Regions from separate parts of the Homo sapiens genome. Here region 1 is linked to region 2. Evidence: read pairs that join two places in POLR2A ChIA-PET (ENCODE). Cell type or tissue: PC-9. All regions are shown on one strand. Each heading gives the region's core, and the rest is flanking DNA. Links, peaks and the distances in the headings are about the cores only.

The links. Peaks named below come from ENCODE experiments on the same cell type or tissue, not always from the same donor. Only the 100,000 strongest peaks of a DNase experiment are listed, where the experiment ranks them.
Region 1: POLR2A ChIA-PET joins it to region 2 with 12 read pairs; 7 of 35 experiments call an interaction of 5 or more read pairs at or near these places.

What each region holds. Positions count from the first base shown.
Region 1 is chr2:208,190,281-208,195,664 of GRCh38, reverse strand. No RefSeq gene overlaps it. Among named protein-coding and RNA genes, the nearest start is that of C2orf80, 2.9 kb to the right of the region's middle. In PC-9, for the core only: no CTCF peak of the experiment used is centred there; a DNase peak (open chromatin) is centred at 2,844.
Region 2 is chr2:208,247,383-208,252,766 of GRCh38, reverse strand. IDH1 (isocitrate dehydrogenase (NADP(+)) 1) reads left to right here. Exons shown (of 10, transcript NM_005896.4): 3 at 1,200-1,337; 4 at 4,107-4,398. The coding sequence starts at 1,216. Among named protein-coding and RNA genes, the nearest start is that of IDH1, 5.0 kb to the left of the region's middle. In PC-9, for the core only: no CTCF peak of the experiment used is centred there; a DNase peak (open chromatin) is centred at 2,236; H3K4me3 peaks cover 2,781 bases; H3K27ac peaks cover 3,006 bases.

The DNA.
Region 1 (5,384 bases), core at 295-5,294, 57 kb after region 2:
AGATGTTGCCATGGCATTTGTTAACTGTCATGGCACTGGTGGGAGTGTCTTTTAGCATGCTAATGTATTATAATTAGGGTATAAGGAGAAGTGAGGATGACCAGAGATCATTTTTGCAGTTTTGATTGTTTTTTTTTTTTTTTTTTTTGAGATGGAGTCTTGTTCTGTTATCCAGGCTGGAGTACAGTGGCATGATGTCGGCTCTCTGCAAACTCTGCCTCCCGGGTTCAAGCAATTCTCCTGCCTCAGCCTCCCGAGTAGGTGGGACTACAGGCCACCACACTCGGCTAATAATTTTTGTACGGTTTTACCACATCTCATTTCATAAGTGGAGTCTTTGTGACCTGTGCTTTGCAAAACCAGTCCTGCCAAACTCCTATCTCCTCCCCCATTCAGAGATCTTATACTCCTTTTTAATGTTAAAGGGTTGCAGGAAGATAAAGGTCTCATCTTCCATAACTGCTTCATGCTGAACAGGGGCCATCGTCCCTACCTGCCCTCCTTCTGGAGGCATAGAAAGCTCTCACCATCCGATCTAATGATATATAGGAACTCAATATTTTCTGCAGTGGCACAGGCTGGAACCCTCAGGCCAGCTATTTTTGTCTGGAACTGTTATAACTTGGAAGACATAAACTTTAACAGGATGAACCCCTGTTGAATATAACAAATAATAATTATTTCTAAAAATCAAATAAAAACAAACAGATTTTTAGTAAGAGGCATTTTTATGAGAACAGAAGAAAAACAAAGGTTAATTTTGGGCACAGTCTATCCAGGGGTTAGACTCAAAGCATCTTTAGTTATAGAGCAGGAAGGCAGCGGCAACCTCACACATTTTTCTCATCTATATCACAAGGAATAAGCTTTAGCTTGCAGGGCCTCAGGAGGAAGGTAGTAGTGATTTTGAATTTACTCAGAAAAATGGAAGAAAAATTTGAAAACAGTTTGGGGACTTGTAACCCAGAAAGAATTTAGGAGTCAGTCCAAATTTTGAACAATAATAAAAACCCAAAAAACAATGGTCAAGACTAGAATCTAACAACACGTGTACTATAGTTTTTTGTAGTATAATTTTTTCTCTCTGAAGTCTCTCATTTTTATAAAAGATAAATCGTGGTAGGACCAATTTGTTTGCAAAATAAGTTTTAGTCTTATTATATTTTGCCTGATTTTTGCATAAAGGGCAGCAAGAATAATTATCTGCCATATAGGCTCTTTGTAAATAGGCTTTGATGGAACTTTGTTACATAAATAATCTCAGATTAGGTTTTTTAAGGTCTTGAGCCCAGCCACAGATTTATCTGTGCCAACAAACGCCTTTATGAGTTGGGTGAATTCCTCTCCTCTCGAGGTCCCAAGGTAACTTGGGGCTCCTGGGCCTGTCAGAAAGTGACATTTTTACTTACCACAAGTCAAGAACCCTGTACAGGGACTGCATAGACAAGGTGTGAGGCCAGTTTTCCCAAGGGGCTTTTATTGGCTCTATAAGTCAACTTTGACTCCTTAAAGCAGTCTGTTTATATTTGAAAGCATGCCACAGACTCCGTTTTGGGAAAAAATTCTGTTTTCCTCATGGAACCCCAGGAATTTTTTTTTTTTTTTTCTTGAGACAGAGTCTTGCTCTGTCGCCCAGGCTGGAGTGCAGTGGCACAATTTTGGCGGAATCTCGGCTCACTGCAAGCTCCGCCTCCCGGGTTCACGCCATTCTCCTGCCCCAGCCTCCTGAGTAGCTGGGACTACAGGCACCCGCCACCATGCCTGGCTAATTTTTTGTATTTTTAGTAGAGACGGGGTTTCACCGTGTTCGCCAGGATGGTCACGATCTCCTGACCTCGTGATCCGCCCGCCAAAGTGCTGGGATTACAGGCGTGAGGCACGGCGCTGGGCCGGAACCCCAGGAATTCTAAGTAGATAGATTCCTCTCAAAATCTAAGGCTTTGCTCTGTTTTGCATTGCATTATCTGATCTCTTTGACTTTTGGGTTCAAGAGAAGGGATGACAAGGTGGGTTACAAAGGACATGACTTGCCAGGCATGCTGCATGTCTGGGGCACCCACACAACAGAAGACTGCAATCAGGCTACCAAGCCAGAGGTCTCACAGCCACTTCCCCACCTGTCTAAAATAACGAACATAGGAAAGGACAGAGGAGCCAAAATCAAAGGGGAAAAAAAAGTAGCAAGTTGAAATTGGACAAAGGGAGACTCACCCACCCATCAGGTCTGAATGGTGCCAATTGGTTTTAGTCTGGGTTTCAGGGGGAGGTCTCCATTGTCCCTTCATTTGTTGTCAGAAAGGATGTCACAGGCTGAACACCAAAGGCCCTGTGATATTTGCCTTCGCACATTAAGGAATTCAAGAGCAAGCCAACAGAGTAAAGTGAAAGTAAAGGAATAAAAGGGTGGCTACTCCATAGGCAGAGCTGCTGGTTGGCTATTTTTATGTTTTTTTATGTTTTATGTTTTTGTGGGTTTTTTATGTTTATTTTTATGTTTTTTAAAAATCATATGCTAAACAAGGGATGGATTATTCATTAGTTTTTTGGGAAAGGGGTGGGCAATTCCTGGAACTGAGGGAATTCCTCCTGCTTTCAGACCATATAGGGTAACTTCCAGGCGTTGCCATGACATTTGTAAACTTTCACGGTGCTGGTGGGAGTATCTTTTAGCATATTAATATATTATAATGAGCATATAATGAGCAGTGAGGACAACTAGAGGTCATTTTCATCGCCATCTGGTTTTGGCGGGTTTTGACTGGCTTCTTTACTACATATCATTTTATCAGCCGGGTCTTTGTGATCTGTACCTTGTAAAACCAGTCCTGCCCAACTCCTGACTCACTGGCATGGCATCGGGATAGGCACACTGCCATCACTACCTCCATCAATGTGAGTCTTAGCAATGACCAGCCCCTGATAGACCACTGCACACGTGGACCTTCTATTTGCCTTCAAGGACTGAAGCTGGGAAGGTGACTATTGGGATCGATGAACACTTGGCTGAGTTGGACCAGCTGCAGCAGCCTCAGCTGGGGGCAGGGGTAAGGGAGTTAACAGGGATGAACAAGCCTAGCAAGGTCAAGGTTGAAGTTCTCCAAGGTTGCCTTTGGGTGAAAAGCTCTCTTGATCAAGAAATTGTGGAACACCTTATAATGAGGTATCAACAATAGGGAGTCAAAAAGAAAAATAACTCAGTTTATTTTCTGTTTTTTTGGTTTGTTTGTTTGTTTGTTTGTTTGTTTGTTTGTTTTTGAGACAGGGCCTCACTCTTTCACCCAGGCTGGAGTGGAGGGGTGTAATCACAGCTTACTACAGCCTCAGCCTCCTGGGTTCAAGCAATCCCCCCACCTCAGCCTGCTGAGTAGCTTGGACTGTAGGGACACACCACAATGCCCAGCTAGTTTTTATCATTTTTTGTAGAGACAGGATTTTGCCATGTTGCTCAGTCTGATCTTGAACTCTTAGGCTCAGGCAATCTACCCACCTCAGCTTCCTAAAGTGCTGGGATGACAGGCATGAGCTACCACACCCAGCCTACAGTTTAGTTTTAATTATAAACAAAATATTAGAATAAATTGAAAATGGCTGGGCGTGGTGGCTTATGCCTGTCATCCCAGCACTTTGGGAGGCCAAGGCAGATGGATCATTTGAGCCCAGGAGTTTGAGACCAGCCAGGGCAACATAGTGAGACCTCATTGCTACAAAAAAAAAAATTAATTAAAAAATAAAAAATTGTCTGGGTGCGGTGGCTCACGCCTGTAATCCCAGCACTTTGGGAGGCCGAGGCGGGCAGATCACCTGAGGTCGGGAGTTCAAGACCAGCCTCATCAACATGGAGAAACCCTGTCTCTACTAAAAATACAAAGTTAGCCGGGCGTGGTGGCGCATGCCTGTAATCCCAGCTACTCCAGAGGCTGAGGCAGGAGAATCGCTTGAATCCGGGAGGCGGAGGTTGTGGTGAGCCAAGATCACACCATTGCACTCCAGCCTGGGCAACAAGAGCAAAACTCCATCTCAAAAAAATGAATAAATAAATAAATAAATAAAAGTAAACAGTCATAGTAGAGGAGAGACTGAATTATTTTTTAATTCTCTCTATAGAAAATACTATGAAACCTTGGTCCTATTAACAGATAATCAAAGAGTATGTAAGAAAAAAAGGAATTTTAGTGTATGTTAGGCAGTTAGTAATCATGAAAATATTAATACTGATTTTTTGTTTGTGGTATTTTTCAGCTCTTTAAAATTTGTAACTTGTAATTAATAGTTCTAAATAAACATACAATTTTGTATTAGTTTCATATTTACAATTCTGCATTCTTTTTATTAAAGACGGTCCCCATAATGTATAAACTTCAGGCTCACCAAACCCGGAAGTGTCTAGGTACAATATAAACTCAATATGGAGTGAACAACTAGTTTAGAAAATTCTATATCTAGGGTTTTGTTAGTGTCTTTCATAATATGACCTCAGGTAATCAAGTGACTTACTTGGCCAGTGGAAAGGAGTGGAAATAAAGATTAAGAGGTGTCAATAACAGACACCCAGCCGTAGATGGGCCAGAAGAACAAACTCTGCCCCTAGTCTAGTGGTATAGAGGAGACACAGACAGAAACCATTAACAAGCTTTAAGCAAGGGAGCAAGTGTTTAAGACTAGGAGGCAGGCGTGTGGGCAGGGATTGTCAGGCCTCTGAGCCCAAGCCAAGCCATCACATCCCCTGTGACTTGCACATATACATCCAGATGGCCTAAAGTAACTGAAGATCCACAAAAGAAGTAAAAATAGTCTTAAGTGATGACATTCCACCATTGTGATTTGTTTCTTCCCCACCCTAACTGATCAATGTGCTTTGTAATCTCCCCCCGCTTAAGCAGGTACTTTGTAATCTCCCCCACCTTTAAGAAGGTTCTTTGTAATTCTCCCCACCCTTGAGCATGTAGTTTGTGAGATCCACCCCCTGCCCACAAAACATTGCTCCTAACTCCACCGCCTATCCCAAAACCTATAAGAACTAATGATAATCCACCACCCTTTGCTGACTCTCTTTTCGGACTCAGCCCGCCTGCACCCAGTTGAAATAAACAGCCATGTTGCTCACACAAAGCCTGTTTGGTGGTCTCTTCACACAGACGCACATGAAAGGGATCTCATCTATAATTAGAAAGATGGTGCTAGCTTGAACCCAGGTGATGTTTCTTCAGGATTGCCACTGTTTTGTATTGACATTCATCGAGTAGAATGATCTTTGGGTCATTGGGTACTTTGGGGCACCCTAACTATGTAGGAGCCAGAGTTTCACTAGCTTCCCCAGCAATCCTTGCTTAGTCAATTGATTCCTATGTCTGCAGCCAAATGCTATAAAAAACTCTGGGGAAGGT
Region 2 (5,384 bases), core at 152-5,151:
GTCAAGAAACAGACGCTTACTGTCTACTAATCATTACATTTTTATTTAAAGACCAAATTACTTTAGCTCAATTTTTCAAGAAAGACTATTTTAGGCTTCTTATCTAATAATTCTTTAAAGTCAATTCTCTTGACTTTTTTAGTCCTTAAGAGAATAAAAGCAATTTGCAGCTGTGTTGTTGGATTAAAAAAGAGTTTCGATTAGAGCATCATTAGAAGGAATAGATAACTTTTAGCAGGCTCAGAGCTTCTTCTGCCTCTAGGGACAAGCTGGGACAGTTTCATTTCTTCCAAAGCGTCCAACCTTGCACTTTCTGAGAATCAGATTGATTTGTATATGCTACCCCCACACCCTATCCTTAAAGTGCTGTCTTCCTAGGACAATGCACAGTTTGTCCTATCCCACTCACTAGCAGCTTACCCTTGCCTGTGAACAGCCAGAAGAAGATGACAGGGACATGCTTGGGTCCTGGGCAGTGGCCCTACTGTATAGAGATTCTTCTAATTGAGAAATCACTTTGTTGTATTTAGCCCCACATCTCCAATGTCTGTGTTATCTCTAGGAAAACAGTTCCACCAGGAATTCTTCGTCTCGCTTTTAGACTTAAAGTTTCCCTGAATATGGGTCACAGGAACCAGCTGAATCTCCTCATGGCTAGTTATTTTTATTAAATAACAAAAACAGCCTCTTAAAGGAGGAGAAATGCTAGCACTCACCATTCTGGACATCTTGAGAGCCCAGTAAAATGATGAGTTGGACTGAAGTGTTCAATAAACATGAGATTGTGGAAATAATCTCATTTCTTAAGACAAACCAGTAGTTGAGAATAATGATTGCATTATGAAGGGCACGTTATAGGGTCAGGCTCTGCCACGCTCTAGCTAGGTGGCCTTGGGAAAGCTCTTTTTTTTTTAACAAAGTAAAATGGGGAAATGATGGCCATTTTTTTGGATTGTTATGAGGGCTAGCTCAGAAACCGCGTGTGAAACATAACACAATACTTTGTTCAGAGAAGATACTCAATTCTAATGGTAAATAGAATTGCTGTTACTAGCTTTTTATTCAACTACACATAAATTGAATTGCATGAATTGTTCTTTTAGTAGTCACTACGTTGTTTATATAAACACTACGTTGTTTATATATTTCACTTTATAATGAAATAAATGACAAGGCATGTATTTTTTTTTTCTTTTTAGGTTTATTGAAGTCAAAATGTCCAAAAAAATCAGTGGCGGTTCTGTGGTAGAGATGCAAGGAGATGAAATGACACGAATCATTTGGGAATTGATTAAAGAGAAACTCATTTTTCCCTACGTGGAATTGGATCTACATAGGTAAATGAGTTACCCCTCCGTGTAGCAAACTCAGAAAGGATAATCTGGCTGGGCATGGTGGTGCACACGTGAAGTCCCAGCTACTTAGGAGGCAGAGGCAGGAGGATCCCTCAAGACCAGGAATTCAAGTCCAGCCTGGGCAACAGAGTGAGACCCCATCACTTTAAAAAAAAAAGGAAAAAAAAGGGAAGGAGAAACAGGAAAAAAAAAAAGAATATAATCTGAATTATTTTGAGGTGAAGTTAGCTTTTTTTATATAGATATAGCTGTGTTTTGTGAATAAAGTTTGTTTTAAGCCTAAATATATTCAGATGAATCTTCTAATTTTAACATACTGCTAGAAAAACTGGATTTATCATCTAAAAGTCAAGAATTATAAGGGAAAGAATGATTTTCAGATTCTTCTAACCTTCTGTTTCCTGTGAAGGTTTTATTTGTAATAAAACAGTGGCTAAGAATAGTACAATGTATTGAGAAAAGGGAAATAAGAGAGGATGTAAGAAACAGTAAACTAAATGCAGTTAACACAATTTTGTCATTTCAAACTCAATTTTCTATCACTTTACTTAGTCAATGGACCTGTTTCCTTTTCATGCCTCACCTTTTGCCCTTTTCATACAATTGTAGTGCAGAAAGAATTCATGATGTTTCTTAGTTGAACCCCTCCTTTCCAGCAAAATTCCCTTAAATCCTGTGTCCCTTTGCCCTGTGTGTAAAGTGCCTGGGGACAGATGCAAAAGTCTATGTAATTCTCTCATTTTTTTCGCTGTGTTTTTCATAAACTTGCTTCTGTTCTTTGTACCTTTAGGTAGAGATAGAATTTTTAAAAGGGTAAAGTGGCTGAAGACTGGCATAGAAAAATATTGAGCAACACGTTTCAGCCAAACTATTGGCAACTCTAAGTGTGTTTGCCTCAGCCCAGAATTAGTCATCAAAATTTGTCCTAAGGACCTGTTTGAGTGGAGACATTTAATTCACATAATGTCATTAAACATACTTTTTAATTGTTCTAAACCTAAGCTGCTGATGTCTATATTGAAATCATGATAAGATATAAATACTTGCAGAAGTCAACCAAACATAAGAAATTAGGCATAAAAACATCTTCCAACTAGGTTAAAAAAAAAAAGCATCTTAGGAACTCCTGTTTCAGGACTTTACATGACAGTAGGTGAACTGGCAGGGTTCTTTTCCTTATAATGGCTGCAACTAAAGATGCTTTGAGCCTCTTTAGTGTGGAATCATGAGGAGTTTTAAAGGGGAGTCACTATGACTAGGAGGAAAAAATTTGGTGGCTGCAGACTAGATAATTTTTGGAGGCTCAAACAAGTTTTAAATTTTTCCAAAATTCCTATTATTATCACTGACTGGTTCTTTTTCAGGAGAATGGAGCAGGTAGTTTGTTTTATGTAGGCTGGACAGTGGTCTGGGCAATTTGTTCCTTCCTTTCTTATCTTCTTAGAAATGTTAAGAAGACAAGCAAAAAATCTAATAATTTGCTGATAGATTCTCCTTATGAGAAATGGTTCCTAGGAACTTGAAAACTACTGATCATACTTCCTGTTGGAGTTGGGATTGGATCAACATTTCCTATGCAAGAAGATAACAAAGGACATGACTTTGTTAGATTTATATGAATTATCTAAAGTCGAAGCAGTTGGAAGTTATTTTTATTTGGAAATATGTCAAGATTACTATCTCTTTGTTTGCATCATGAGTTGGGTAGGAGATCTAAGAAAGGAAGATAAGGGAACCAAAAAGAAATCTAGAGGCAGGTTTTAAGAGCTGAAAAACCTTTTAAATCCTTGGAGAACAGAATAAACAAAACATTATTTTGTTTTCTTGCTTTTTAACAAACTATTGCATGCTTCAAATAAAGCTTTGCAGTCATTTTCTATGCTCCCTGGACAACTAACATTCTTTCAGCTCTGAATGACCTGCAATCTTTGTGTTGGTGTATATTAAGCTATTACTCTCTGGTATGTAGAAAACCATTGATGGATTCCTTTACTTACCCAATAAATTGTAGGCTTGTTTCCAGAGCAAACACTTGCTCAAGAATTACAGAAGGAATTAGCTGGGCATGGTGGTGCATGCCTGTAGTCCCCGCTACTGGGGAGGCTGAGGCGGGGGAATCACTTGAACCCAGGAAGGCAGAGGTTGAGTGAGCCAAGATCGTGCCACTGCACTCCAGCCTGGGCAACAAAACGAGACTCATCTAAAAAAAAAAAAAAAAGGGAAAGGCTCATTTTATGACTAACTGGCATTAATGAAGTAGTCATTCGCATTTTTGGCATCAACTGTCACATCTTTACCTCCCACCACTTCAACGTCAAAATACAAAAAATCCTTTAACCCCTCCCACCCCCTTTTATTTTTAAAGAGCAATATTTACTAAGGGAAAAAGGTGGTCCTTAGACTTACACTTATTATACTAATTATATGGAGAGAAACCAGGCCATTATTGCCTCTATCTGGTGAAAAACAGGAGGCAAAGGGCAGAGTTTGATGGTTTCCATTCATTTTCCTGATAGACAGCTTCCCATTACAAGAGGAGGGGCAGCCCAGCAGTCTAGCCTCTCTTAGTTCTCTTTGTAGTTGGCACCCATCTTCTGTGTTTAGGGTGTGCCAGTGCTAAAACTTGGCAGATTTTGGTGTACTCAGAGCCTTCGCTTTCTGCATAATGAGCTCTATATGCCATCACTGCAGTTGTAGGTTATAACTATCCATTTGTCTGAAAAACTTTGCTTCTAATTTTTCTCTTTCAAGCTATGATTTAGGCATAGAGAATCGTGATGCCACCAACGACCAAGTCACCAAGGATGCTGCAGAAGCTATAAAGAAGCATAATGTTGGCGTCAAATGTGCCACTATCACTCCTGATGAGAAGAGGGTTGAGGAGTTCAAGTTGAAACAAATGTGGAAATCACCAAATGGCACCATACGAAATATTCTGGGTGGCACGGTCTTCAGAGAAGCCATTATCTGCAAAAATATCCCCCGGCTTGTGAGTGGATGGGTAAAACCTATCATCATAGGTCGTCATGCTTATGGGGATCAAGTAAGTCATGTTGGCAATAATGTGATTTTGCATGTTTTTTTTTTCATGGCCCAGAAATTTCCAACTTGTATGTGTTTTATTCTTATCTTTTGGTATCTACACCCATTAAGCAAGGTATGAAATTGAGAAATGCATATATGTATAACTGTATATTTACACACATTTAGCTAAAGGCAAATACAAATAAACTTACAAATAGGCGTCCATCTCAACACATTTTTTTTCAAACATGCTGTTTTTTTTCCTTTATCCTTTTATTCAGTTATACCATATGATATTGCCATTTTTATGTTGGTAATTTCATATGGTTCAACCAGATCTGTGGTTTTCAACACTGGCTGCACAATAGGATCCCCTTACAAGTTTTTTTGGTGGTTTTGTTTTGCTTTGCTTGATTTGTTTCTTTGTTTTAGTTTCAATGCTTGAGTACCACCCTACACAAATTAAAATCTGAATTCCATGGGGTTCAGGCATTTTAAAGCTCCCCAGGTGAATCTAATGTGCAAACTTGAGAACCACCAAAGATTGTATTAAACATGATCCCATCATGCATAAAAGAAAAAACTGGCTGGGTACTATGGTTCACACCTGTAATCCTAGCACTTTGGAGGCCAATTTGGAAGCACTGCTTGAGGCCAGGAGTTTGAGACTAGCCTGGACAACATAGCAGAACCCTGTCTCTACAAAAATGAAAAGTATTTCAATAATTATGTCAATTGTTCATGGAAGAGCCAGTTTTGTTTATTCATATACAAAGTGAGTAGGCGAAGCTGAGTGGGGTGGCATGTGCCTATAGTCCCAGCTACTTGGAAGGCTGAGGCCTGAGGATCCCTTAAGCCTAGGAGTTCAAGGTTACAGCTATGAGCTATGATCACACCACTGCCTACGCAACAGAGCAAGACCCTGTCTCGAAAAAGAAAAAGAAAAAAAAAACTGACTCGGTAGTTGAAAGCAGCCTTACTAAAGCATTCCTTCCTGCCTGGAAA